Regions from separate parts of the Mus musculus genome. Here regions 1, 3, 4 and 5 are each linked to region 2. The links are chromatin loops, found by intact Hi-C in ENCODE. Cell type or tissue: left cerebral cortex. All regions are shown on one strand. Region 1 holds the start of Scrib (scribbled planar cell polarity). Region 2 holds the start of Gpaa1 (GPI anchor attachment protein 1). Region 3 overlaps Plec (plectin). Region 4 overlaps Parp10 (poly (ADP-ribose) polymerase family, member 10). Region 5 holds the start of Grina (glutamate receptor, ionotropic, N-methyl D-aspartate-associated protein 1 (glutamate binding)).

Region 1 (5,000 bases), 260 kb before region 2:
TCCGGAAGTCTGGAGAAACAAAGCAACACAGGCCTCAGATACGCATGGAAGAGCTCTAGACCCTGCCGTGGCCAAGAGCCAACCCGCACTGTGGGCTAACACTTACCTAGACAGGGGGTTCCCACTGAAGTCTGCAATCTCCAGAGCCTTACAGAACTTTATGCTCTCAGGTATCTCAGGAATATCTGTGTTTGGAGAGGGTGCCGTGAGGATGGCACGCCTCAGGAGCTCCCAGGAGCCCCTATGCTCCCCCCTATGTTCACGGAGTGCCACCCGCCCTCCCCCCCTACCGTTCCGGGACACATCTAGCTCCACCAGCTGCATGAAGTTGGCCACTTCAGGAGGCAGCCGCTGGATCTCGTTGTCACTGAGGCCCAACTTTCTCAAGTTCAACAGTCGGAAGAAGGGCTGTGGGCAGAAGATGTGATCAGGGGAACAGGCTCTATAGCCAAAGCCCTATGGGTATGGGAGAGTTTCCAAACCAGGAGGATCATGGCCACAGGGTCCTGGACCTCTTTGTATCCCAGGTCACACAAGGTTCTGCGGCTCTAGCCATGATACCCAGTGTGCTGAAAAACCAGACAAAGAAGCCTGCAAAACACACCCCTGCCCACCTGATGCCTGGTCTCCCTTGTGTCATTTGTCACATGTACCACTGCTGTTCTGCAATGATACTCTGCAACTGCTGAGGGGGACTCTCCTAAGATACTGTCAGACCTACGCTCTCATTTCTCGGTGGAAAGCCCACCTCTCACTATTACCCAGATGTCACCCAGATAACATGCCCCAGGCAAGACATCAGCAGCTCCCAAATGGATAGCCCCTGCCCTCTGCCCTATGGGTCAGTCACTCTCAGTATCCTACCTACTATCCAAACTACCTCTTCTAAAGGAGTTTGGAGCTCTTCAGGAACCCCAACAATGAACAGCAAGAGCTTAACAAAGAGAGAACAACAATAAAAACACCAGAGAGCACTGGGGTGGGTTGTGGGTGGTGCACATCTTTAGTACCCACAGAGGCAGGTGGATCTCTGAGTTCTAGGACAGCCAGAATGAATTCCAGGATAACCAGGGTTACGAAGGGGAAACCCTGTCTCAAGAAACAGAACAAAAAAAAAAAAGCAATAACAACAACAGGCACCAGAGAGAAACACAAGTGCAAAATGTCCAAGATTCACACACGGATACCATAAAGGTCTATGAAGAACACCCGCAACGCCACCAGCCGGCAAGAATATCAGACCACTGAGTCCCCTATCTCAGAAAAGTAAGTCCTACATAACCTGCCTCCTTTGGCCTTCCTTCTAGTGTGGCCTCAGAACAACAACAACAAAAAAAACCCCAAACAAACCCGACAGGAAGGAACACAGACAGTGAAAGGTGGGCTCTCCGCTGAGCGATGACAGAATAGATCTGACACTGCAAGTATCTTAGGAGAGTCCCACTCAGCACTGCAAACCTCTCCTCCCAAAACGAAGGCAGAACACAGTGCAAGAAAACCAACTTCCTACCCTTAAAGTAGCCCAACTAGCTTTAACAGTTGCTAACCCGGGTCGGTCTCGCACCCTGGACCCATCCTCCTCCTGTGCTCTCATGGGCTTCTCTGTTGGCTCCCCTTTTAGGTTCAGTATCTACTTAGTCCCCAGACAGGTTGCCACCAGGTGCCAACACCGGCGGCTGGAGGAGGGTGGGGCTGGCTGGGGCGGGGCTCTGACCAGTAGGAACCTGCAGGGCCGGCTGGAGGTTGCGGTGCCCAGCTCGGGCAGCGCCTGCTGAGATCTCGCTCCAGCCGGCTGCCCCAGAAGTCATACACCACCCCGAGAACTGAGCGCGGGGCAGCAGGTGCGGCGGCCGCTCACCTTAGGTAGCTCGCGCAGCTGGTTGGCGTCGAGGAGCAGCTCCTCGAGGCTACGACTGTAGCGGTAAATCTCCTCTGGCACAACCTGCAGCGAGCAGTGCCGCTTATCCACCGACTCCACGTGCCGGTTACAACGCCAGAGCGGGATGCACTTCAGCATGATGCGGGCGGGCAGTGAGCGCGGGCTCGGGAGGCGCTCGGCGGGCTCGGGCCGGGGGGCGGGGCTCGGCCCGCATGAGCGCCGAGCGCGGGCGGAGCGGCGCGCGCGGGGGTGGGGCGGGCAGCCGGGTCCCGGACTGTGGCCGGGGTCGGCGCTCGGCTCGGCCCGCGTTCAATACGAGCTGTAGGCTCCGACGGCGGCACACAGCTGGCAGCACGGCCTGACCCGGCAGCGCTTTCTTAGGCGCTGGGGGCGCGGCGGCGGCTCCGCATCCCGCCCGGCCTGCTCACCTAGCAGCTCATCCGCCCGCAGCACCGCAGCCGGAACCGCCGCCGCTGCCCGCGACAACCGCCCAGCCGCGCAGCCCGCCGGGAAGCCTAGGCCCGCCCTCTCTGCTCAAAACTACAGCTCCCAAAGGGCCACGCGGCGTGGCGTCTCCGACGACCCGTAGCGGTCTCGCGCGGGGCATGTCGGGATTTCCGGCCTCGCTCTGGCGTAACCCATACTAGCAGGTGTAACAACTCAGATGCCCGCCCGCCCACAAAATGCTCTCTTGGTCCTGGATCCTACAGATCTCAGGGCCAGACAGCTCTCAGAGCTATCCACGTGAGCAAGGCTGCAAGCCAGCACTCCCCACAAAGGAAGATAAAGCAAGGCCTGTCCACCCCGGTCCCTCCTGTTCACCCCTGCACAGCAGGCTGAACGCCCTCCTTGTCCCTGGTGCCTTGGAACCCTGATAAGACATTCCACACACAACCAGCTTGGGTCACAGGACCAATTTCAGACACAGGGACTTCAGGGCCAGTGGTATCTGCATCTTTATGTACACTACAGGGTGGGTTGGGCAGAGTGCCTGGTCCCAGGGACACACCACGGTTAACACTTTACAAAACCCAAAGGAAGGAAGGGGCAAGTGCAAGTCCAGGAAATGAGGCCAAAGTCACGCGGAGAGGTCGCTGTTATCAAAACGCTCCTGGTCATACACTTCAGCCACCACCTTGCGACCACCAAACCAGCGCCCATTGAGGGCCTGGATGGCCTTGTGAGTCTCTGAGGCCATGGAGAATTCCACAAAAATCTTGACGATGATTTCTGCATCTTCCTCTTCGCCCTGTTTTTCTTGATAGATAATGACCCGGTTCACAGCACCAAATTTGCCACACTCCTCTGTCACCTCTCCCTCCAGGTCGTCATCGATGTCCTTGGGGTCCACCATGTTTCGGAGAACCATCACTGTAGACTGTAGGAAAGACAATTGACTGCTGTGACTGTGGGAAAGACACCTGAATGCTGCGACCTATCACCCACTACTTCACATTCATACCGCCGAGAGCGGGCCTGGCACGAGCCCACCTACTTACCTCCTGTTTTCTGAGTAGCTTTTGCATGACCATGTGGCGAGCACTGCTGCCCGAGATGCTCATGTGCTCCTGCTCACTCAACATCTCTGGCCGTTCTGACTCAGGAAACAGCTCCTCCTCTTCCTTCTCCTTCTTGGGCTCCAACAGACCCAACGTTGGCGGGCTGGCGAGAATGGGGTTCACTACTCCCACAGAGGGGATGGTGACCGGAATAGGAGGGCGGGCTGGTGTCACACCTGCAGCAAAACCAACCGAGTTTAATAGCCACACATACACTCTCCTGTTTGGGAAAGAGTAAAGAGATGGTTGGCGATAGCCAGCCTGTCCTGGATTCAAGGGATTACACCGAAGTAAGTATGGGTTGGGAAGCTGAAGACAGACCCTAGAGGAGAGGGGAAAGGAATGGAAGAGAACCTGATCAACTCAGACTCACCTGTGATGACTCCAGGGGCCTGGGCAGCCATGACAGCCTGGGGTAGGGCCCCTAAGGGCTGGGCCAGTGTCAGTGCTGGGGACACTAGTCCTGGTGTGGCTAAAGTACCCAGCACTGCTGCTCCAGCCACTGCTTCCTGCAACCAAAAGACAAGCAGAGTCAGTTTCTAGTCTGTTCTCACAGTCAGTTCTTTGTTCCCACCCAAACCATCTAAGAGCCAGTTCCCAAAGGCTGAGTGGGTCTGTCCACCCACTGTCCACACTCATCACTGCACCAGCTCTCACCTGAGCTGTAATCTTGGCCGTGGCTGCAGCTGCGGCCACAGCAGCAGCAGGCGGGAGACCTCCAGGCGTGGCAGGTGTTAGCAGGGGCATGGGGGGTGTGACGGCCTTGCCCACCCTCAAGTACTGGCCACCCAGATCAAAGAGGTTCATGGAGGACACAGCATCCTGGGACGACTGGGCCTTCTCATATTCTGCAGGGCAGGATGAGCAGTGAGAAAAGCCAGCCCCAGTAAGAGGCGGGCTCCCTCTTCTCCTTGGCCCTTCCCAAACTCACCGATAAAACCATAGCCCTTGTGCTTGCCAGTTGTGGGGTCCCGGGCCAGCGTACAAGACTTGATCTTGCCAAAGGCTTCAAATACACTCTTGATGTCATCATCAGACAGGTCTTGATGTACAGAGGCCACATATATTCGGTTGAAAGCCCTAGCTTCCTCAGCCAGCTGATCTATGATGGGTTGGGCTTGTCCAATGTTGCTGGGTCTTCCCACCTGAAGAAGGTCAAGAAGAAACATCAGCCTAGGCCTGTGGTGACTGCTTGTATGTATGTAACTTCACGGAACAATTATTCTAGGTCCAAGACCAAACTTTTTTTCTTTTTTTGGTTTTTCAAGACAGGGTTTCTCTGTCTAGCCCTGGCTGTCCTGGAACTCACTTGTAGACCAGGCTGGCCTCAAACTCAGAAATCCGCCTGCCTCTGCCTCCCAAGTGCTGAGATTAAAGGCGTGTGCCACCACTGCCCGGCTAAGACCAAACTTTCTTGTCCTTACCTTGATGTTCCTGCCCCCAAGCATCACAGAGTTCATCTGCTCCAAAGCGAGCTGCGCAGCTTCTGGGACCTCGTACTCCACGAAGGCAAAGCCCTGAATACAGGAAGGTGTTAGAAGGCAAGGAAAGCAGACAGAGGG
Region 2 (5,000 bases):
AGGCATCAGTCTTTTCTCGTCGTTCTAGCTCTCTACCCACCTGCGTTACACTCCCGAGAACCTTTAGGCAGGCACACTGTCGCTGCTCTGTCGTGAGATCCGCCAGCGTCCCGCCTTCCAGCTGCTCGCCCGCAGCTTCACAGCCCCAGGTTCCAGTTCCGCCCACTGGCCATGACTGCATCCCGTACTTCTCCAGCCTACCTCAGTTTTGAGCACGCGCAGAGCTGGCGACCTCAGTTGTGAGCATGCGCACAATCTGGTTTCCCAACTCCGTCTGCCGCTACCAAGAGTAGTGGCGCGATGGATCCTGGGACCGGAAATTAAGGCAGCACCGGGCGCCGGGTCCGACAGGAACCCTGCTCTTGGAGGTGTCAAGCTGCCGCGAGAGCAGAGCCCCGCGCCCCGCCATGGGTCTCCTGTCGGACCCGGTGCGCCGGCGCGCGCTCGCCCGCATCGTCTTGCGCCTTAACACACCTCTCTGGTGAGGGCGGGCACAGGGGGCGGGACTGGCGGGAACTTGAGCTGCTGTGGCTCCACACGCGCCTACTGCTCCAGGGTCTGCGACCTCTTTGCAAGTGTCACTCAGACACTGAGCTTAGAGCTCTGGTCCCTATCCATCGCTGATCTAGGGTCTTAGATCTTTTTTCCTTTCCGGAGGCAGGATTTCTCTGTGCAGCCCTGGTTGTCCTGGAACTTATTCTGTAGACCAGACTAGCCTCGAACTCAGATCCGCCTGTACCTGCCTCTGCCCCCTGAATGCTGGGATTAACAGCGTGTGCTGCCACTGCCCGGCTTTGGCTCCGGGTTCTTAATGGCTTGGACCATCCCGCTGGACCCTCTGGGTCATGGTGGAAGCCACGAGCTAGCGTTCCAGGTCGGGCTAATTCCGAGCCCACTCTGTACTCTCTCGCAGTGTGCTGAGCTACGTGGCCGGGATCGCCTGGTTTCTGGCGCTGGCTTTTCCGCCGTTAACCCAGCGCACTTACATGTCTGAGAATGCCATGGGCTCCACCATGGTGGAGGAACAGTTTGTAGGTGGAGACCGCGCTCGGAGCTTTGCCCGGGACTTCGCTGCCCACCGCAAGAAGCCGGGGTGAGTGCCTAGCAGCGGGCTGGGGATTTCAGGGGCGGCCGAGACCAGGGAGCTCTACTTAGAGGCTATCTTTTGTGTCTCCAGGGCTCTGCCAGTAGCCTGGCTGGAACGGTCCATGCGATCCGTAGGGCTGGAGGTCTACACCCAGAGCTTCTCCCGCAAACTACCCTTCCCGGATGAGACCCACGAGCGCTATGTATTGAGGGAAAGGGGTGTGCCTGGGAGAAAAGCACATTGGAAGGGTGGCCTGGGTTGGGTGTCTTGTTGAAGTGCCCTGAAACCAAGAAACTCTGGGAGGGATGGTCTGAAGAACTTTAGTGGTGGGCATTGAAGTGCCAGGAAAAAAGACAGGCTTCAGGCTGTCCGCTGGAGGGTCTGCTGAGGCTTTCCCATCAACTCTTTGTGCAGATGGTGTCAGGTACCAACGTGTATGGCATCCTGCGGGCCCCACGTTCTGCCAGTACCGAGTCCCTGGTGCTTACTGTACCCTGTGGTCCAGATGCCACCAATAGCCAGGCTGTGGGGTTGTTGTTGGCACTTGCTGCCCATTTCCGAGGTGAGGCTCTGGGGCTCTGGTCCGGGAGGATTTGACCAATGCCCCAGGCCCTTTGCTGACCCTGCCTTTGGCTTCCAGGGCAGATTTACTGGGCCAAAGATATCATTTTCCTGGTAACAGACCATGATCTTCTGGGCACCGAGGCTTGGCTCGAAGCCTACCATGACATTAATGTTACAGGTAGGTGTAGCCCTAGTCTTGCTCCCCATCTCTTTCAAAGTAAACCGCGGTCCCTTGTGCCCCCTCTAGTGCTCACTGCTTGCTCCTACAGGCATACAGTCATCTCCCCTGCAGGGCAGGGCTGGAGCCATCCAGGCTGCTGTAGCTCTGGAGCTGAGCAGCGACGTGGTCACCAGCCTCGATGTGACAGTGGAGGGACTCAACGGTCAGCTGCCCAACCTTGATCTGCTCAACCTCTTCCAGACCTTCTGCCAGAAAGGGGGGCTGTTGTGTACACTCCAGGGCAAGGTGGGACCACCCGCTTGGGAGCCTGGGGCTCGTGAGAAGGGGTGAGTCTGTCTGATCCTGTCCCCATGCCTCCAAAGCTGCAGCCCCAGGACTGGACGTCACTCGAAGGGCCGTTGCAGGGTTTGCAGACACTGCTACTCATGGTGCTGCGGCAGGCCTCTGGCCGGCCCCACGGCCCCCACGGCCTTTTTCTGCGCTACGGAGTGGAGGCACTAACCCTACGCGGCATCAATAGCTTCCGCCAATACAAGTATGATTTGGCGACAGTGGGCAAGTAAGTTCTCTGGACCCCTTTCCGTGTTCAAGGTCATGTCTAGCTGGGGTGAGAGGGTGGCTGGCCCTGACCTGACTGTGCTCCTGGCAGGGCTCTGGAGGGCATGTTCCGCAAGCTCAACCACCTCCTGGAGCGCCTGCACCAGTCATTCTTCTTCTACCTGCTGCCGGCCCTCTCCCGCTTTGTCTCCATCGGACTCTACATGCCCGCCACGGGCTTCCTGCTCCTAGTCCTTGGACTCAAGATATCCTCCACCCTCGTGCTCGCTACTCACTTGTGGCCAAACTCACTCAGATCCCTTTAACTATAAAGGGGGGATAGTCCTTCATCCTACATATGGTAGGGATAGGGAAGTGAGCCTAAGATCTCCCACCTAGCAAATCACATCCAATGGCTTGTCTGGGTCCTTGACTTGCTCTATGCTCTGGAGCTGTGGATGCAGTTACACCAGGCTGGAGTCAACCCGGAGGAGGCTGGGAAGGCCCCTAGTCCCGGGACTCCACTCTTGCCAACACAGGTGATGCTATACTCTACTGCTCTTAGGATGGGGGTTTTAACATACCCAGCAGTGCTTTGGTATGCGTCCTTGGGGGTTCTCCTATTCCTCTGGCCTAACTCCAAGTACCCATGTGTCCTGCAGGGTGTGGGCCTGGCCTCACTTACGGCACCCCTGCTGATCTCTCAGGCCATGGGTCTGGCCCTCTATTTCCTGCCTGTGCTGGGCCAACATTTAGCTACTCAGCATTTCCCAGTGGCCGAAGCCGAGGCTGTTGTGTTGACGCTGCTCGCGATTTATGTAGCCGGCCTGGCCCTTCCACACAACACCCACCGGTGAGCAGCTGGGCCGGACAGCTGGAGCTGGGTCCCTGAATACTCAAACGGATTCCCAACTACCCTTGAGTTTCTTTCCTTGTAGAGTGGTCAACTCACAGGTCCCAGACAGGGGCTGGATGGCACTGAAACTAGTGGCCCTCATCTACCTGGCACTGCAGCTGGGTTGCATTGCTCTCCTCAATTTCTCCCTGGGCTTCCTGCTGGCTGCCACCATGGTCCCTGCTGCTGCACTCGCCAAGCCCCATGGGCCCCGGTACGTGCTGGTCAGCCTCTTCTCCACCGGTACCTTTGCCCCTTACCGGATGGCTAGCCCTCATTTATTCACTTGCTGGCATCCTCCATGGTGCGTACTTAAATGTTGCCCTTCTCCCCAGGACACTGTATGCTGCCCTGCTGGTAGTGACCAGCCCAGCAGTCACACTCTTCGGTAGCCTGTTCCTGTGGCGGGAGCTGCTGGAGGTACCGCTGTCTCTGGCAGAGGGTTGGCAGCTCTTCCTCACAGCATTGGCCCAGGGTGTGCTGGAACACTACACCTATGGCGCCCTCCTCTTCCCAATACTGGCCTTGGGTCTGTATCCTTGCTGGCTGCTTTTCTGGAATGTCCTCTTCTGGAAGTGAGGTGTCTGGGAAGGGGTCCCCCAAGCCTCCGTTCTACCTCCTCCCTGGGAAATAAACAAGTGCTGTGTTTCTGTACCTTGGGATCCTGGCCCGCTGTCTTCTCAGAGCCTCTGGCAACTGGCCAGGCGTCCTGTTCGCCCCTTTAGAGGAGCCACCCTGGTCGTGTTCTTGGGTGTTTCTCTCCTGATGGCAGAAGTGGGAGCCCAGCTCCATCAACTTCTGGAGGGGAGCCTCAGTTGGACACTGAAGGGGCAAGGGTAAACCCACCGCCAGCAATCCGTGCAGTCCTGCAGGTGGCCTGCAGGTAGGCAGCCCACGTACCTATGCAGTGCTGTCTAGTGCTGTGCTAGAAGCGATTCTGGGGCATGAGATAATCCATAGCCAGGGTTTGAGGGCCTGACAGCTGTGGTAACCAGAGACCTCACAGCACCATCTTAGTTCTGAGCTGAAAGGATAAAGGAGTGGGAGTCTCAGGAGGTTCAGGGTCTGGGCTGTGCTTCTAGCCAAGGCTTTTTGGAGTAGAAGAAGCGTGAGGCGCCACCTAAAGTAGCACAAGCCAAGGTGAGGTGCCCACCAGAGGCAGAACTCGGCACAGTAGGGAAGGTGGTCCTCAGGTCTAGCCAGGACCCAGAAGCAATAGACTAGGAAAAAGAGGACAGTCCGAAGCAGGACAACACCGACGGAAGCGGGTGGTTGTGACAGGATCCCCAGAAGAAACTACGGTACCTTTTGTGGAAGAAGGAAAGAAGTATGTTCTTTCTGACGTGTTAGGACCATGTCAGTAACTTTGGTGGTTAGTCTGGAGACACATCATGGGATGGCCACAAGACCTTGACCTAAGACACTTTAAAAGTGAAAAGAACCAGGTCTAGAGGTGTCTTTACACTGCCCAGTAGTGGCTTCAGTGTTTGGAAGGGAGCCTTCTGCCCAAGGAAACTATAAAATCCATTAGACCCACTCAGGGCCAGGAGACCCTCCTTCTGGGACACCTCTCTGATGGTTCCAGCCTTCCCGTGAGTTGGTGCCTCCTGGCCCTTGGAAGGTACATGTGGTTTCAAAGAATTTCACTCTGAGCCAGAGTGATGGCCCCATAGGTAAGAGCATCTGCTCTCCAGTGTGACGGCCTATCTCACGTGACGTAAAGAGGGCAAACTTCC
Region 3 (5,000 bases), 140 kb before region 2:
TCTCCTGTCGGTGTGGTAGCTGAGACCCACCCAGTCTTTGCAGATCATACACTCAGCTTCCTCCTCTCCCCTCTGCCTCTCTGACTCCCTACCTAGAGTGCTGACACTGTTGTGGATAACCCCCAGCCACGCCCCAGCATATATGGGCACATCCAGCTGCCCTTCACAGCCCTGCAGCTCCACCTGCTCCAATCATCAGGCCATAAAGTCAGTGCCTATTCACCACAGGGCTGGTGATCCCAGCTGACACCTCCATTCAGGCTGGGCGAGGCTCTTCCCAGCCCACCAGAGGGGCACCTGTCACCAGCTTTTCTGTTCGTTACATACACACGACATGCACCCCCATGTGTCTCTCACCCTGCTGGCCTTCCATCCCATCCTCAGACACCCTCGCAGCCCATGTCCAGTCTAGTCCGTCCCTCTGTGCCTTGTTCACAGCTGCTCACCTGGGCATCCTGCAGCAGATCCTCGAGCCTGGTGACGGTGATGGTGCGGTCACAGCTGTACTTCCTGCGTAACGTCTCCTGTAGCTTCTGCAACTGTTCCTCCGCCTCCCGAACATCTGAGAAGAACTAGGATGGGAGGAGGGGTCATCTAGGGGTGGCAGAGTCCAAACCCTAGGCCAGCTGTCTGAGCAGAAGCCAGACCGGAGGGAAGAGGTAGTGGAACTCCCCCAGCCCTACCCCTAGGAGGATGGTGAACCAAGGCCGGACATCTGTCAGGTGCTATGAGGACCCTTTCAGGCACGAGAGCTGCACCAGAAGAAGAAGAGAGGCTCTGGTCCTTACCTGGAAGTAGGCTGTATTCTCTTTCAAGTGTGCTTCAATGCAGCAACACAGCTGCAGCATCCAGCTCCACTGTGTCTGCAAGGCAGCCTGGAAGGACTGTGGACAGCACGGGCCTTAGAACCCACTCCCAGCCATCAGTCCCATAGCCCTACCCCCACAGGTGCTCCTAGGGCTCCCTGCCGCTGTGCCCCCACCTCCACCGTGGGCCGGGCAGGATGGTCTTCCCGCAGCAGCCTGTCCCCTGTGTTCTGGATCTCCTTGATTTTCTTTTCCTTCATTTCCAGTTCTCGCATCAGGGCCTGACAGAAGGGAGGAGAGTCTCAGGGACAGTCTCAGGGACACTGCCCATGCCGTCCAAGTCCCAGGCCCATCTTCTCAGAGCCCTGGGGCTGAACTCAAGGGACTCCCAGCCTTGGGGAACAGTATGGGTGGGTGTGAGTGGGAAGGGAGAGGGAGGACATCCTAAGGAGGAAACGCTGCCTTACCGAGTAACTTTCTTTCTTGGCTGCCATGTTGGTATTGCGGTCACTCCAATCAAAGCCCACTTCCTCCTCTTCTTTCTCATTCAGCCACATCAGCTCCTTGGTAGCTGCCGCCACAAACCCGTGCAAGCTCTCCAGGGACCGGAGGCGGGCCTTGGAGGAGTTCTTTAAGGAGGAAAGAATTAGTCAGTGACTGCGGCTGCCTACCCCTCCCAGCCCCTCCTAGCCGCTTGCAGTCCCCACTCACCAGCAGCTTTGCATACTGCAGGTCTAGGCGACCTAGGCAGTCCCGGTAGGCACCCCGGGTGGCAGGGGAGAGCTGGCTCTGCAGGAGAGATCAGTGGGTAGTCAGGTCTGCAGTGGCCTGGGCCTAGCGCACAGCCACTGCCTCCCTCAGGCATACCGCTTACCTCATCATTCCGAGCCCGCTCGATCTTGGCCCGAAATTCCTCTATAGACTGATGCATGCCTCGGTGGCTGCCCAGCTGGGCCTCCACACTGGGCAAGTCCACGCCCCACTCAGCACTGTCTATTCGACGCTGGTTCTCCTCTACCCAGGCCAGCAGGTCTTGCAGGTAGCGCAGTGTGGAGTCCTCTAGCTCTGGGCGCCTCTGTGTACTCTGCAGGGTCACCTGGGTCACAGGGGCACCCACTCCTGCCTTCAGCCGGAGGTTGTACTCAGTGCGGATGGCTACCAGGCGCTCATGCAGACGATACACCCTGAGGAAGCACAGGAGTTGGGAGGTCAGGCGGGTCTCAGACCTCCTAACCCAGCCTTCCCAGGTAAGGTACATACCTCCGGTACATCTGTTCACCCTGTGGATGCCGCCCATCTTTAAGGGTCTGCACATCATTGAACAACAGCCGGATCATACCATCAGCCTTGTCCAGGTCTCTCTCGACTTCCCCAGCTCGCTGAGCCACCTTGCCTGAGGCCAGCAGCCGAATATCCTGCAAGACCGTCCTGAGTGACTTGGCCTGGCTAACTCTCCTACTCACTGCCTAGGGTTCTCAACCAACGCTGCCCCTTCACCCCTTCCCCCAGCCTAAAAATCAAGGTCCCGTGTGGCTCACAGCCTTGGATTCTCATTCACTCCTTTCCCTCCCAGTGAGCCCACACATCTTCCTAGCACGCTTCTAGACTAATCTGTATCAGTTCTCCCGGGACTCAGGATCCTGTTCAAAAGATTCCCACTAGGTCCAAGGACAGAGACTGTCCCAGCTTTGTTCACAGGAGACTCTGTGCCTCAAGCTCCATCACCTACCACATAACTTCTCCCACCCAGGCTCACACAGCCCTGTGCCTTATGGACCCCAAAGCCCTCATCTAGCCATGAGGCTGGGGTCTCCCTACTCCCTACTCTCTGAGGAAGGAGGGGATGAGGGCCACGCTGGAATGAAGCAGGGAGGCAGACAGTCCTGCCTGGTGGCCAGAGGCCAGTTCTGCTCACAAAAGGAGGTCAGGGTTGGCAGCAGACCAAAAGGGCCCGGTTTTCCCGCCCTAGTGCCACACCCTGGGCCTGTAGCCCAGCAGGCCACAACCCTGGCTGCAGAGTAAGCAGCCCGATGCTCCTCCTACCTCCCTCAGGCCTGGAGGGGTGCCCACCCTACCCCTTGCCCCGCCTCTCTTCTCTCCCTCACCGACTGCAGTAGGGCGTCCGCCTGGTTCAGCTGCTCCTCACACAGCCCAGCCTCCATCTGTAGCTTGCTCACAATGCGCTGAAGACACTCCAGCCTATGGACCAGATCACGGCAGAGCCCCACAGGGAGTCACTCAGGGGCCCCCCACACTGCAGCGTCAGAGGAGCTCCCCTCTGCTCTGGCCTCTCAGCCTGCCTCGGGCGTACTGTCCCGCTGGCCCCAAACACCGAAGCTTGGTCGGGTGTGGGGGGGTTTCCTCCTCAGGCAGTGACTCACCCTAGGGTGGTTCCCCTGCCACCACAGGGCCCCACCCGCCCGCTGTCTCCCGCACCGCCTGCCACCCTCCACATGGCCCACCTCTCAAACTCGCTTCGCAGTTGCTTCTCCCGCTCCAGGATGGCCACATGCAGCTTGCCCCACTCCTTCTCCACATCTAGTGGGTGGTAGCCAGGGGGAATCTTGAGCTGGCCCGCTTGTACTGCCCCCTGTGAAGAGGGGCAAGCTCAGGCCTAAACTGGACACAGGGAATCCTGGATGCTGTGCCCCTCAGCTTCTCCACAACCTGGCATAACTTTGGCTCCTAAGCACTAGGGATAGGCAAGAGCAAGCCATACTACAGAGGCATTGAATTCTGGGGCTCAGACGTCTCGATTTATCTACCTAGGGAATACATGACCCTCATACCCCCCAGCTGTCCCCAAACCAGAAGACACCCCACTCACTCCCCTTAGAAGCACCTCACTTTACCTCCAAAGACTGGTAGATAACTTTGGACCGGTTTTTGTCTGCCTCCTTGGCAGGAAGTTCTGTCTCCTTGAACTTCAAAAACTGGCACCATAGGATCTGTAGAGGCAAGGGGTGTCAGCAGCTACACCAAGACAATCCAAGGATGCCAGCCCAAGTAGGCAGGCCTACCTCAATCTCTTCAAAGCTGGAGGGGAACTTGCGCTCCTCAAAAGCAGCGGTGTGGTGCCGGATCCATTGCAGCAGCAGCAACACAAGCTCCCGGTACTCCTGCCAACGAAGCTGCAGCTCCTAGGAGCAAAGGCCTGAGTGAGCAACCTTCAGGGTCTCGGGATCTAGTACACTATGCACCGTCAGTCAGGGACACCCGTCAAGGGCACCCGTCCACCCACTTACATTGGCCCTCACTCCGTCCTGTGCACCAGGCACGCGGGGCATAGCATCGTACAGGGATGAAACATAGGTGATGATGGACTTTTCATCAGGCTGAGGGACGTCCACATCTGCAGGGAGAGGTTGGCTCAGTGGGGTCCAGGCAGCAAGGGTGAAGATGGGGAAAGCCAGCGGATCGTACCTTCTGGGTCCAGGAGCCGTGTAACTCCCAGGTCCCGCTCTGCCACCGAGAATGCCTGGTCTAGGTTCTCCAGGTTGGTCTGTCGATACACTTTATTCATATCTATGAGCATGGGCCTGTGGACAAGTTGGGATGATAACAGAGACACCCACTGAGCAGGGCTACATAAACGTTCCTTCGTACATCCTAGCAAACAGAGCCCATACCCTCTTACTTCCCTAACATCTCCAATCCTGCCCTGAGGGAGTTGATTTTTGTTTTGGGTTGGGGGGTTGTTGTGGTTTTGAGGCAGGGTCTTCTTTGTAACCCTGGCTGACTATAACTCCTGTGTAGACTAGACTCACTGAACCACCTGCCTCTGTGTCTGCCTCTGGAGCACTAGGGTTAAAGGCACGCACTACCACACCCAGCAACGGGGGCCCACAGAGCCTATGGTGGGCATCAGCACAGGAGCAGGGCACAGGTTAGACAGCATCAGCTTGGGCTCCTATAGTCTCCCTGCCCATCAGGCTTCTTCTGAGGATCTGTGTGGGCATGACCAGGCCGGAAGGACAGAGGTGCTTCTGAAGGGCCTTGCAGGAGACAGGCAGGGCCCTGCTCTAGGCACCTCCCAGAGGAAGCTGCTGGCATTCAGTACACCCTGCGGGCATCAGGTTCCAACATCCGGATACTCCTCCTGCTCCCTCTGCCCTGACTTGTTTGGAAGTCACCGGGTTGAAGTCGCCCAACCTCCAGCCTTCCTCCATGCCACAGGAACATACTTGTGCCGGT
Region 4 (5,000 bases), 95 kb before region 2:
AGAAGGCACTAAATCCCCCACTCTTCTTTCATCCAGTGTTGCTTATTATTTTGTTGTTGCTTTCTGAGATATAATCTCATGTACCTCAGGGTATCCTTGATCTCAGTATGGAGCTGAGGATAACCTCACAGCATCCTCACGGCTGGGATGCTGTGCCACCGTACCCTGCTGTTCACGGCTGGGAACTGAACCCAGGGCTCTCGGAATGCTTGGAAGCCCTGCGCCAGCTGAGCCACACCCTTAGTCTACCACACTGGCTTGTAAGGGGTTTGGTTTTACCTGTCTGTTTACTTTGCTTTCCCCTCTTTAAGATTTTTGTCGTTTTAATTTCTGGATGTGTGTATGTGTAGGTACACTCAGGGGCCACAAGTGGGCATCGGCGGCTTCCTGGAGTTGGCGTGACAGGCAGCTGTGAAGGGCCTAACAGGGCAGGTATTTGGCAAACTCTAGTACTCTTGAGAGTGAAGCAGGCTCTCCAGACCACTGAGTCACCTCTCCAGGCTCACCACAGCTTTGTTTTATTTTACTTTAAAAAGATAAGAGGGTTTTTGTTTGTTTGTTTGTTTTTGTTTTTAGGGGCTGGAGAGATGGCTCTGGAGTCAAAAAGCACTGGCTGGTCTTTGAGAGGTCATGGATTCAATTCCCAGGACCCATGTGATGCTCTCTTCTGGCACCATATCACATGGTGCACAGACATACATGCAGGCAAAACACTCATATGCATAACATACAATAAAAATTGAAAATAAGATATGCTAAAAAATATTGTTAATGTCTGTGTTTTGCCTGCATGGTTGTATACCACACACATGTCCGGTGCCTGCAGAGTTCAGAAGCAGGCATTAGGTTCCCTGGAACTGGAATTACGGATGCTTGTGAACTGTCATGTGACTGAAGAACTGAACCCATGTCTTCAGCAAGAGCAACAAATGTTCTTAGCCTCTGAGCTGTCTCTCCAGCTCCTACAGTTTTGATTGCTTCTTTGCTTTGTTTTCTTGTTTTTTTTTTTTTGTTTTTTTTTTTTTTTCCGAGACAGGGTTTCTCTGTGTGGCCCTGGAATTCACTCTGTCCTGGAGCTCACTCTGTAGACCAGGCTGGTCTCGAACTCAGAAATCCGTCTGCCTCTGCCTCCCGAGTGCTGGGATTAAAGGCCTGTGCTCCCACCACCCAGCAAGCTCCCACAGTTGTAACAAATATGGTTACATTTACCTGGTTGTGATGCAAGGGTAGTATCTTTTTTTCTTTATCCTTATCAACATAGAGCCAAAGCATGAAAACTATAAAGTGAAGTTGGTTTATGCACCTTAACTACATAGGGTATACACAGTAAATGTCCAAATTATGACATGGTAGGAGGAAGAGATGATAGAAAAAGAAAGAAGCCGGGCATTTGTGGCACAAGCCTTTAATCCCAGCACTCGGGAGGCAGAGGCAGGTGGATTTCTGAGTTCGAGACCAGTCTGGTCTACAGAGTGAGTTCCAGGACAGCCAGGGCTACACAGAGAAACCCTGTCTCGAAAAAAAAAAAACAAAAAGAAAGAAAGAAAGAAAGAAAGAAAGAAAGAAAGAAAGAAAGAAAGAAAGAAAGAAAGAAAGAAAGAGAAAGCCCATTCTATTCCTCTGTGTATATCTAGACAAGGAAAAAGAAAGTCTCTAAAGTAGTAACAGGAAAAACCCACAAATGTGCCATCTTAAGTGATAGAGATACTGTCTAGAAGACTTGAGTGCACAAACATTACTAAGAAAACCAGCTGTGACCAGAGGGATGGCAGCCCCTGTGGCTGTGACACTGATAGTCATAGGTCATAGCTGTTGTGAGGGCCCACTTGTGACCTGCCTAACCTCCAGGGAAGACTGGAAGTCCTGAGTTTCCAGCCATCTCTGTGTGGAGACTGAGGCTGCCAGCCCCACCCACAATTTTTAGCATCAAGCGCGGAGAGCACCTTGCCCAGTCTTACCACACAGTGACAACTCCCCTGTCCTTTTTTTTTTTTTTTTTTTAATGTGTATGAGTACACTGGAGGGCATTGGATCCCATTGCAGATGGTTGTGAGGCACCATGTGGATGCTGGGAATTGAACTCTGGAAAACCAGTCAGTGCTCTTAACCGCTGAGTCATCTCTCCAGCCCTCCCTTGTACTTCCTACCCATTTAAGGTCATCCCTCTTTAGCCTCATCTATGAGTGCAACCAGTCTTCTGGGTGAAAAGGCTGTCGGCCATCATGTTTTCTCTTCTACCTGACTGTCCACATCCTTCCAGGGATGTCTCTGTGGTCACTCCCTGCATGCTCTTTGTTCCCTTGTCACAGGTAGCAGACTAGCCTGACAGTCTCTCTCTTCTTCCCAGTCATTTATTTATTATTTATTTAATTGTGTATTTTGAGACAGAATCTCACTATATAACTCTGGCTGGACTGGAATTCACTATGCAGACCAGGCTAGCCTCAAACTCACAGATCTACCTGCCTCTGCTCTTCTTTTCTCACCTGCCTGGAATGCTGGGGAGGGCGTCCTAAGGCTCCCCACTCCTTGGTACTAGCTTGTTTCTTGTCCATGTTCATCGTTGCCAAATTTAGCAAGAATACAGGAGGAGTAGCCACTATGAATATATACAATACATATATGTATGCATATTTTTCTCCCTTAGCTACATACCACACACACACACACACACACACACACACACACACACACACACACACACACACACACACACACACACACACACACGGGTATTATTTTATTTACAAGGAGAGAAGGTGGGGCTAGCCCTTTGCCAGAACTGGCCTGGGTTGGAAACAGAAAGCCCCTCCTCCACCCGCCATACACACAAGAACAAGAAGAGTAATCCTCACATTGGCCACCAGATGGCACCAACTGTGGCACAGACAGTTCTACAGTCCCCAGTAGAGAGCCTCACTCAGACAGGCCTGTCAGATCCCTAATCCCTATATCCTTCTGTTTATCTTCCTCAGATTCGAAATGTTCTCTGGGCAAAGAAGGGGTGCTCACCCACTGTAGGGAGCAGAGGAACCCTGAGCGAACGAAGCCCTGAATAAATGTATGTTGACGTGAGCGAGCCATGCCAAGGATTCTAGAACCTTGCAAAGCCTCCTGCCCGTAAACATTCAGAGGCATGGCAAAGCCTTCCTCTTGTCCAATTATGGATATTGATGGTGTGTGCAGAAAAATGTCCCCCATAGCTTTCTCTGCTAGAATATTTACTGCCCAAAGACTACTCCCAACAGAGATTTGCTAAACCTGCCTTCCCAATCCACAAATCCGTGTTTATCTGTATATAATAACCCTGCCTCCTTGTGCAGCTGCATGCAATAACCCCACTTCCTGGTCCACTCCATATGATAACGACACTCAACTCTGAGGTGCTGAAGTTTCTCCATCTAAGAGCCCAGACCTCATCCCAGCATCCTGTGCAACCCTGTGTTTGTCTTTTCTTCACTCCCTCAATGCCCCCGGTCATGTCCACGGCCCTAGAGCCAGGCATGGATATGGAGATCCATTCTATCCACTTTCGAAGATCCACTTTAAGCAGCTTTTGGTCAACCAACACTAATATAAAGAAGAGTTCTGTACACCAGGCACAAGGCCAGCAACACAGGACATGAACTCACTCGAACAATGCGGATCCTGCCGTGGACAGCATCCAGGGTGCTATAAAAGGCCCGCACCACATCTTGGAACTCCTGGGAATTCTCTTCCAGGGCCTCCAGTCTGCCCAAGGGTTCCTTCAGCCCCTGCTCAGACACTGACACACAGGAAGAAAGGACAGTGGGGGCCATGTCTCAAGCACTAGCTTAAAAGCTAACCCATTCCACCCCCACCACCCTCAAGTCCAAGGTACAGACTCACAGTTGGGTTTTGAAGCCTCCAAAGGAAAGGTCAAATTCTGGTCCCAGGGGTCAACAAGCAGAGCAGCTAAGTGGCGAGCCGCGCGGGCAGGCTGGACCCCAAAGCCACGGAGGACAACTCGGTCGCCACGGAGGGTAGCACTCACATCATGACACCTTTCCAGACGAGCCCCCAGCTCCGGGGGTAGCATGCGCCCTTGGAGACTCACTGTCTCCTCCCGAAGGTGTGCCTCCAAGGCATTGGATAAGGCCTGGTTCAATTCATCCACATCCTGCTCAAAGGATGTGTGCACCACCAGCTGGGCCTCGCCCCCAGTGTCCTCATCCAGGGCCTCTTCTGCTTCTAACAGGGAAAGGGCCATGGCTCGCCTTAGTGCATTAGCCTCCTGCTGATCTGCCACCTGGCTTTGAGACTCCAAGGACCGGTGGATAGCCAGTTGAAGTGTGGCTTCTTCTTCTAACTGCCCACGTGCCCCGGTGCTAAGGGCCACAGGCTCCTCCTCAGCCTCAAGTGTGGGGATTTCCTCCTGCTGCTCTACAACAGTCTCTCCTGGTCCTCCAGGTTTCTCCTTCTCCATCTCCAGAGGCACCCTGTCCTCCCCTCCATGTGGGCTCTCCAGGGTAGCCAGTAGCTCTCGGACGTCCTCTAAAGACAAAGGGAGGCCACTGGGTCAAAGGCTGGGCCCAGCCAGGAAGCTGATGATAAACAATAGGGTGAATTGGAATAGATATAAAAAGATGGAGATCATATCCGTGGGTACAAGGTAGGCCAAAAGGGCGTCACTGAACAAGTGATAGGGCAGGGCAGGGCAGGGAGGGGATTGTTAAGAAAAGACCGCAGGACGTACTCGGGCTCCCTAGGAGTCCTACCCAGTCTCAAGCTCTCCTGATCGATGCCTGTAATGTGGCCATGGAGGACTTGGAGGGCCTCAGTGGGATCTGTCTGTGGGAAGAGGATGTCAGGGTCACAGCAGAGGAGGAGACATCTAGGTCTGGCACGTGAAAAAAAAAAAAAGGACAAAGGTAGAACTCCATCTTACCCTTTCAGGGTCTATGTCCAGGGTGGCGCTGGCCAGATGTTCTGTCCCGAAGACACACTGGAACTGAGCCTCCAGTCTGTGAAGAAGGTGC
Region 5 (5,000 bases), 85 kb before region 2:
TCCCCTTCCCTTCTCCCCGCCCCACCCCCCAGAAGTGAAGCAGGGAGTTGGCCTCACCCTCTATGTCCTGACAAGATTATTTTGAGGATCTGAGGTTAAGTGACAAGAGTATGGAGAGAATGGGACAATTAAACGATTAAGTCTCTTGATCTGGACTAGGTGTGGATAAAATGAATGTTGTGGCTTTTGTTGTTGTTTGTCAGGACAGGGTCTCACTATGCAGTGCTGGCTTGGCTGTCCTGGAACTCGCTCTGTAGATCAGGCTGGCCTCAAACTCAAGAGATCCACCCGCCTCTGCCTCAAGGCATGTGCCACTACCACCCAGCTGTGAATGCTGTGTCTTAAAGCAAGCAAGTGTCTGGGTGTCGTGGTTCGTGTTGTAAGTGTAGTTGGAAAGCTAAGGCAGGAGGACTGCCCCATGTCTGAGGTAAGCCTGTGTTGCATAGTGAGTTCCAAGCCAGCTGTGGTTACTGACTGAGACCTTGTCTCAAAATGAAAGGCCAAGAAGGACTCTCCAAGAGTCCTTGGAGGCTTCAGTAAATCCTGGATTTAGGAATCGATATTGAATTCATCAATAGAGAGCTACATAAGCTAAAGAGAGTCTTGCCTCCCGAAGTCGTTAGCACCCACGCCAGAACCCAACCATCTCTGATCAGAAAGCGCAGGGCTTCAGGACTCTGACTTAGGACGCCTACAGACAATAGCAGACTGCCTAGGCAAGCTGGACCAAGCAGTTTCTGTAGGCTCAGAAGCTCCGGGACAGGTGACAACATTCGCCTTACATCAAGGCCCCGCCCCGCCCCGCCCCGCCCAAGACCCCACCCCACCACAAGGCCCCGCCCCATCACAAGGCCCCGCCCCATCATAAGGCCCGCCCAGTCACAAGGCTCTTCTGCGTCTCCCCAGCGGCAGGCGCAGGCCCAAGCAATCCGGCCGCCCAGCGGGTGCAGGTGCGGACGCACCGGCCATCACCGCGCGCGGCTGCGCAGCGGGCACCGTAAGCACCGGTCTCTGGCTCCCGGGAGCGGTGAGTCCCCCCCGACCAATCCCAAGAGTGTACCGCCGCCGTAGCCCCCCTGTCAGTCGGCCGTCCCTTCCCTGTGTTACTGAGCGCGACCGCCTCGGGTCAGTTGGTTCGGTCAGGACTCGCGGCCCGCTCACCCAGACTGGTGGCATCATTGGGGGTGGGGAGCTCTGGCGGCCCTGAGCAAGAGGGAGAGGGCGGCGCTCTGTAGCGGCCCAGACCCGAAGCCCAGCGACCCCCAACCCGACAAGACGACCAATCCACCCTCGGGGCGCATTCTGTGGCCACCGCCCCCTCCTCCGTCGTCCCCATCCCTGCTTTGTTCCCTTGAACGCCCTCTGGTCGCTTCCATCCCCCACACACCCCCGCACCCCTCTGTTCCTGGCGTACCCTACTAGCAGACACCTTAGCAGCCAATACAGGCCTGCATTCAGTACCCGGAGCTAGGGACATTCAGCCCTGTGCTTAAGAGGAGGGTCAGGGTTCCCGCTGGTCACAGATGGCCTGGGGATTTCCTCGGATAGAAATAGCCGCTAGCGCTGGCCCCTTCAAGCTGCTTAATAGGAGGGATAGGACGGGGAGAGCCAGGGCACACCCCCACACCTCTTTAGCCACTGCGCTGTGCCTCTAGACTCTTCGTTGCTGAGCTCTGACCCGAAAGACCCGCAGCGGTGAGAAGGCATCTCCCAAGCTCCAAGCTGAGGCTGACAGCCATCACTCTTCCTCCCATCCCCCACCCCAGGTCGAGCTAGAGGAGCCCCTTCCAAGGGGTCCACATCGGTCTCCCGTGCCCCACCCAACGCCTCCTTGTTCTGTGACTCCCTACAGCCCTGTACAAAGGTCATGGCCAGTTGTTTTTGTTGTTGTTGTTGTTTTCTTCCTTGGTCCGCAGCAGGTATGGCTGTCACTGGTTTCAGTCTCTCAGAGCTAACTGTTCTCTCTTTCTCCTCTAGGGGCAGCCACAGAACCCGAGGCCATGTCCCATGAAAAGAGTTTCTTGGTGTCTGGGGACAGTTATCCTCCCCAAAACATTGTGGGGCCCCAAGCCCCTATGCCTCCCTATGTTCAGGCTCCCTACCCTGGGGCCCCATACCCACAGGCCCCTTTCCAGCCCTCTCCCTATGGTCAGCCAGGATATCCCCATGGTCCCAGCCCCTATCCACAGGGTGGTTACCCTCAAGGGCCCTACCCTCAAGGAGGCTACCCACAGGGGCCATACCCACAGAGCCCCTTCCCGCCCAACCCCTATGGACAGCCACCACCCTTCCAGGACCCTGGCTGTAAGTGTAGGGAAGGGTAAGGGGCAGGGGCAGGGATTCAAGTGCCCTCAGGGGACACTGACCCAGCCTCTATGTCCCCAGCACCTCAGCATGGGAACTACCAGGAGGAAGGGCCTCCATCCTACTATGACAACCAGGACTTCCCTGCTGTCAACTGGGACAAGAACATTCGCCAGGCCTTTATCAGAAAGGTTGGGCCTGGCATATGTGTGGTGTGGGAGGAGCCACAAGGAGGCCGCCAAGGCGGGGCTCTGATTGGCTCCTTCCCCAGGTGTTCCTGGTGCTGACCCTGCAGCTGTCGGTGACCCTGTCCACTGTGGCCATTTTCACTTTTGTTGGGGAGGTGAAGGGCTTTGTCCGGGAGAATGTCTGGACCTACTATGTCTCCTACGCCATCTTCTTCATCTCCCTCATTGTTCTCAGCTGTTGTGGGGACTTCCGGCGAAAGCATCCCTGGAACCTTGTTGCTCTGGTAACTCTCAATCCCTGAGCCCAGTTCACCTAGGCCTGTGGGACAGGACAGGGAGGTTGGACAGGGTTGGACCAAGAGCAGCTCCCCACACCCAAGGCCCCCCCTGTGATCCTCTTCCGCAGTCGATCCTGACCGTCAGCTTGTCCTACATGGTGGGCATGATAGCCAGCTTTTACAACACGGAGGCAGTCATCATGGCCGTGGGCATCACCACAGCTGTCTGCTTCACGGTGGTCATCTTCTCCATGCAGGTGAGGGGGACCTAAGACAGGACGGTTGCCCCAGAGCCCTCAACACCCACAGTCTCACCTCTCTCCTTCCCTCCCAGACCCGCTATGACTTCACCTCGTGCATGGGCGTGCTCCTGGTGAGTGTTGTGGTGCTCTTCATCTTCGCCATCCTCTGCATCTTCATCCGGAACCGCATCCTGGAGATTGTATACGCCTCGCTGGGCGCTCTGCTCTTCACCTGCGTGAGTGAGGGTGTTGGGAAGGCCTTTCCTGGGATGCCGGCCGGGATGAGTGAATAAGCTGTCGAATACCGACCAACTGTGTCTTTACCCGCTAGTTCCTGGCAGTGGACACCCAGCTACTCCTGGGGAACAAGCAGCTGTCCCTGAGCCCAGAAGAATATGTGTTTGCGGCCCTGAACCTGTACACGGACATCATCAACATCTTCCTATATATTCTCACCATCATTGGCCGTGCCAAGGAGTAGAACAAGCCCCAGCTCAGGTGGCATGGTTGGCTCAGACCCATGCCCCTGGCATGACAATGCCATCTGTGCTTCCCTCTCTCTGGTCCCCAGGCCTGGCCTGGTGCAGAGGGAGTCCCTCTCGCCCTCTTGTATGTACACTGCAAATACTTAACGTCTGGACCCTCTATGGCCACAGCATGGCCCCCTTTATCCCTTTTGCCCTTGCCAAGGGGCGACAGGGCTGCATTTCTGTGCCACCTTCTGTCCACTCACTGTTGCATGAGCCCTGTCTGCCAGCCCCATCCCAGGGTCAGGGACCAACACCAGGTCTCAGGGGAGAAGGATCATACCAAGAGGTGAGGGTGCACGTCTTCCCTTCTGTCCCGGCTCCCCTGGCATAGAGTACCCGTGTCCCCTCCCCACCCTGCCTTCTGAGGGGCACGCAGGGCGGGGTCTCATTCTTGCGCTGGGCCCCAAGAGCAGAGAGGATGTCATGTTTCAAGGGAGGAGGCTCTCTCGTGCTGCCATTGTTAAAATGCCAATAAAAGGGTACCTTCTGCTTTCTGCTTCTCCTTGTCTCTCTTCACTGCCACTTCCTCCAGGAGGCATGGAGGGGCTTCAGCACCCCCTGCCCTGGCTGATGGTTAGTTCTGGACAGGCACTGACGACAGCGGTTAATGACAGTTAGCTAATCCAGTGTGTGCGCTGCTTCTTTTCTTGCTGTCTTTCTGGCTGCATTTTAAGGTGTGCACCGAGATCTGAACTGATGAACAGGACTCCTGAGGCACGGGCATAGTGCCAGGTCACACAGTGTGGAGTAGACTGTGTATATCTCTACGCTCTGAGAGTAGCACAGTGCAGCAGTGGGCTCTCTATAAGGTCTCTATGTCTCTGACCAGGACCAGCAGCATGTAGGTCATTGGCACAACCCTGAAAGAGCCGAACAGAGATGGCTCTACCAGGCAGGCTCCTTGGCCTCTAACTCCCTGGCATTGCCATTTGGTGCCAGTTCCTCAGGCCTGCCTGTTCCCCCTCCTGCCTTTGCTCCGGCCACATCATCTCTGGAGCCTTCATTTATCCATCCAAGTCCCTGCACAAGTGGAGTGAGTCCTTCTGGATCTCAACACAGTTCAGTCCCCTAACCTGAAACCACAAGGTCAGAGTGGCCTTGATTCTTACAGGTCTCTTCCCTAGGACTCTGCATCTTTGGGCTGTTGCTTCCTGGCAGTATATGGGTGTATTTAATTTAATTAACTAGCATCAGTTCCTCGTGTGTACCACAAAGCCACCCAGTGACCACAGGTACCGAGCCACAAGCGTCCTCTCCCAAACCTGGGGTTTCTGCGTTATCTCCCCAGGCCAGATGCAGTCACCCCCTCCTCCATTCTGTCCCATTCCTTCCCCAGCCAGTCTTCGATTCATCAAGACTCTCGGTCTACAAACCAGACTGTTAGATGTGAGCCGTGGATCCCATGACCCACCTACCTAAGACCCATCTACCTGGTACCCTCAGGATGAAGCCATATTC

What was found. Hi-C counts contacts between places; a loop is a spot of excess contacts. Peaks named below come from ENCODE experiments on the same cell type or tissue, not always from the same donor. Only the 100,000 strongest peaks of a DNase experiment are listed, where the experiment ranks them.
Region 1: a loop joins it to region 2, with 2.8 times the contacts of the local background. A loop is called at or near these places in 9 of 42 quality-filtered maps.
Region 3: a loop joins it to region 2, with 2.6 times the contacts of the local background. A loop is called at or near these places in 22 of 42 quality-filtered maps.
Region 4: it touches region 2 in a loop (3-fold over the local background); 34 of 42 quality-filtered maps call a loop at or near these places.
Region 5: it touches region 2 in a loop (3-fold over the local background); 34 of 42 quality-filtered maps call a loop at or near these places.

What each region holds. Positions count from the first base shown.
Region 1 is chr15:76,067,371-76,072,370 of GRCm38, forward strand. Scrib (scribbled planar cell polarity) reads right to left here and starts at 2,414. Exons shown (of 36, transcript NM_001310543.1): 1 at 1,859-2,414; 2 at 291-408; 3 at 107-185; 4 at 1-9. The coding sequence starts at 2,017. Puf60 (poly-U binding splicing factor 60) reads right to left here. Exons shown (of 12, transcript NM_028364.2): 7 at 4,863-4,955; 8 at 4,370-4,583; 9 at 4,096-4,286; 10 at 3,812-3,947; 11 at 3,379-3,614; 12 at 2,812-3,257. The coding sequence ends at 2,958. In left cerebral cortex, no CTCF peak of the experiment used is centred here; a DNase peak (open chromatin) is centred at 2,460; H3K4me3 peaks cover 1,807 bases; H3K27ac peaks cover 686 bases.
Region 2 is chr15:76,330,983-76,335,982 of GRCm38, forward strand. Gpaa1 (GPI anchor attachment protein 1) reads left to right here and starts at 312. Exons shown (of 12, transcript NM_010331.2): 1 at 312-481; 2 at 914-1,093; 3 at 1,178-1,289; 4 at 1,502-1,649; 5 at 1,728-1,829; 6 at 1,921-2,117; 7 at 2,195-2,391; 8 at 2,482-2,635; 9 at 2,813-2,908; 10 at 3,032-3,222; 11 at 3,308-3,478; 12 at 3,600-3,917. The coding sequence starts at 408. The coding sequence ends at 3,843. It also overlaps a transcript of Oplah not described here. In left cerebral cortex, a CTCF peak has its summit at 1,904; DNase peaks (open chromatin) are centred at 242 and 1,892; H3K4me3 peaks cover 1,277 bases; H3K27ac peaks cover 543 bases.
Region 3 is chr15:76,187,191-76,192,190 of GRCm38, forward strand. Plec (plectin) reads right to left here. Exons shown (of 33, transcript NM_001163540.1): 7 at 4,991-5,000; 8 at 4,230-4,345; 9 at 4,052-4,158; 10 at 3,827-3,946; 11 at 3,659-3,754; 12 at 3,269-3,396; 13 at 2,912-3,005; 14 at 2,067-2,221; 15 at 1,681-1,990; 16 at 1,518-1,595; 17 at 1,274-1,435; 18 at 983-1,087; 19 at 789-884; 20 at 447-572. Among named protein-coding and RNA genes, the nearest start is that of Plec, 17 kb to the right of the region's middle. In left cerebral cortex, a CTCF peak has its summit at 2,741; DNase peaks (open chromatin) are centred at 1,440 and 2,844; H3K27ac peaks cover 466 bases.
Region 4 is chr15:76,236,417-76,241,416 of GRCm38, forward strand. It overlaps Parp10 (poly (ADP-ribose) polymerase family, member 10), which reads right to left. Exons shown (of 11, transcript NM_001163575.1): 6 at 4,910-5,000; 7 at 4,740-4,812; 8 at 3,871-4,515; 9 at 3,633-3,766. Among named protein-coding and RNA genes, the nearest start is that of Parp10, 4.5 kb to the right of the region's middle. In left cerebral cortex, a CTCF peak has its summit at 2,881 (motif pointing right); a DNase peak (open chromatin) is centred at 2,869; H3K27ac peaks cover 311 bases.
Region 5 is chr15:76,245,874-76,250,873 of GRCm38, forward strand. Grina (glutamate receptor, ionotropic, N-methyl D-aspartate-associated protein 1 (glutamate binding)) reads left to right here and starts at 934. Exons shown (of 7, transcript NM_023168.3): 1 at 934-1,027; 2 at 1,978-2,304; 3 at 2,386-2,495; 4 at 2,576-2,776; 5 at 2,899-3,027; 6 at 3,105-3,248; 7 at 3,344-4,031. The coding sequence starts at 2,001. The coding sequence ends at 3,493. Mir6953 (microRNA 6953) reads left to right here and starts at 2,318; the gene lies at 2,318-2,385. In left cerebral cortex, a CTCF peak has its summit at 1,978; DNase peaks (open chromatin) are centred at 836, 1,330, 1,758 and 1,952; H3K4me3 peaks cover 1,746 bases; H3K27ac peaks cover 1,388 bases.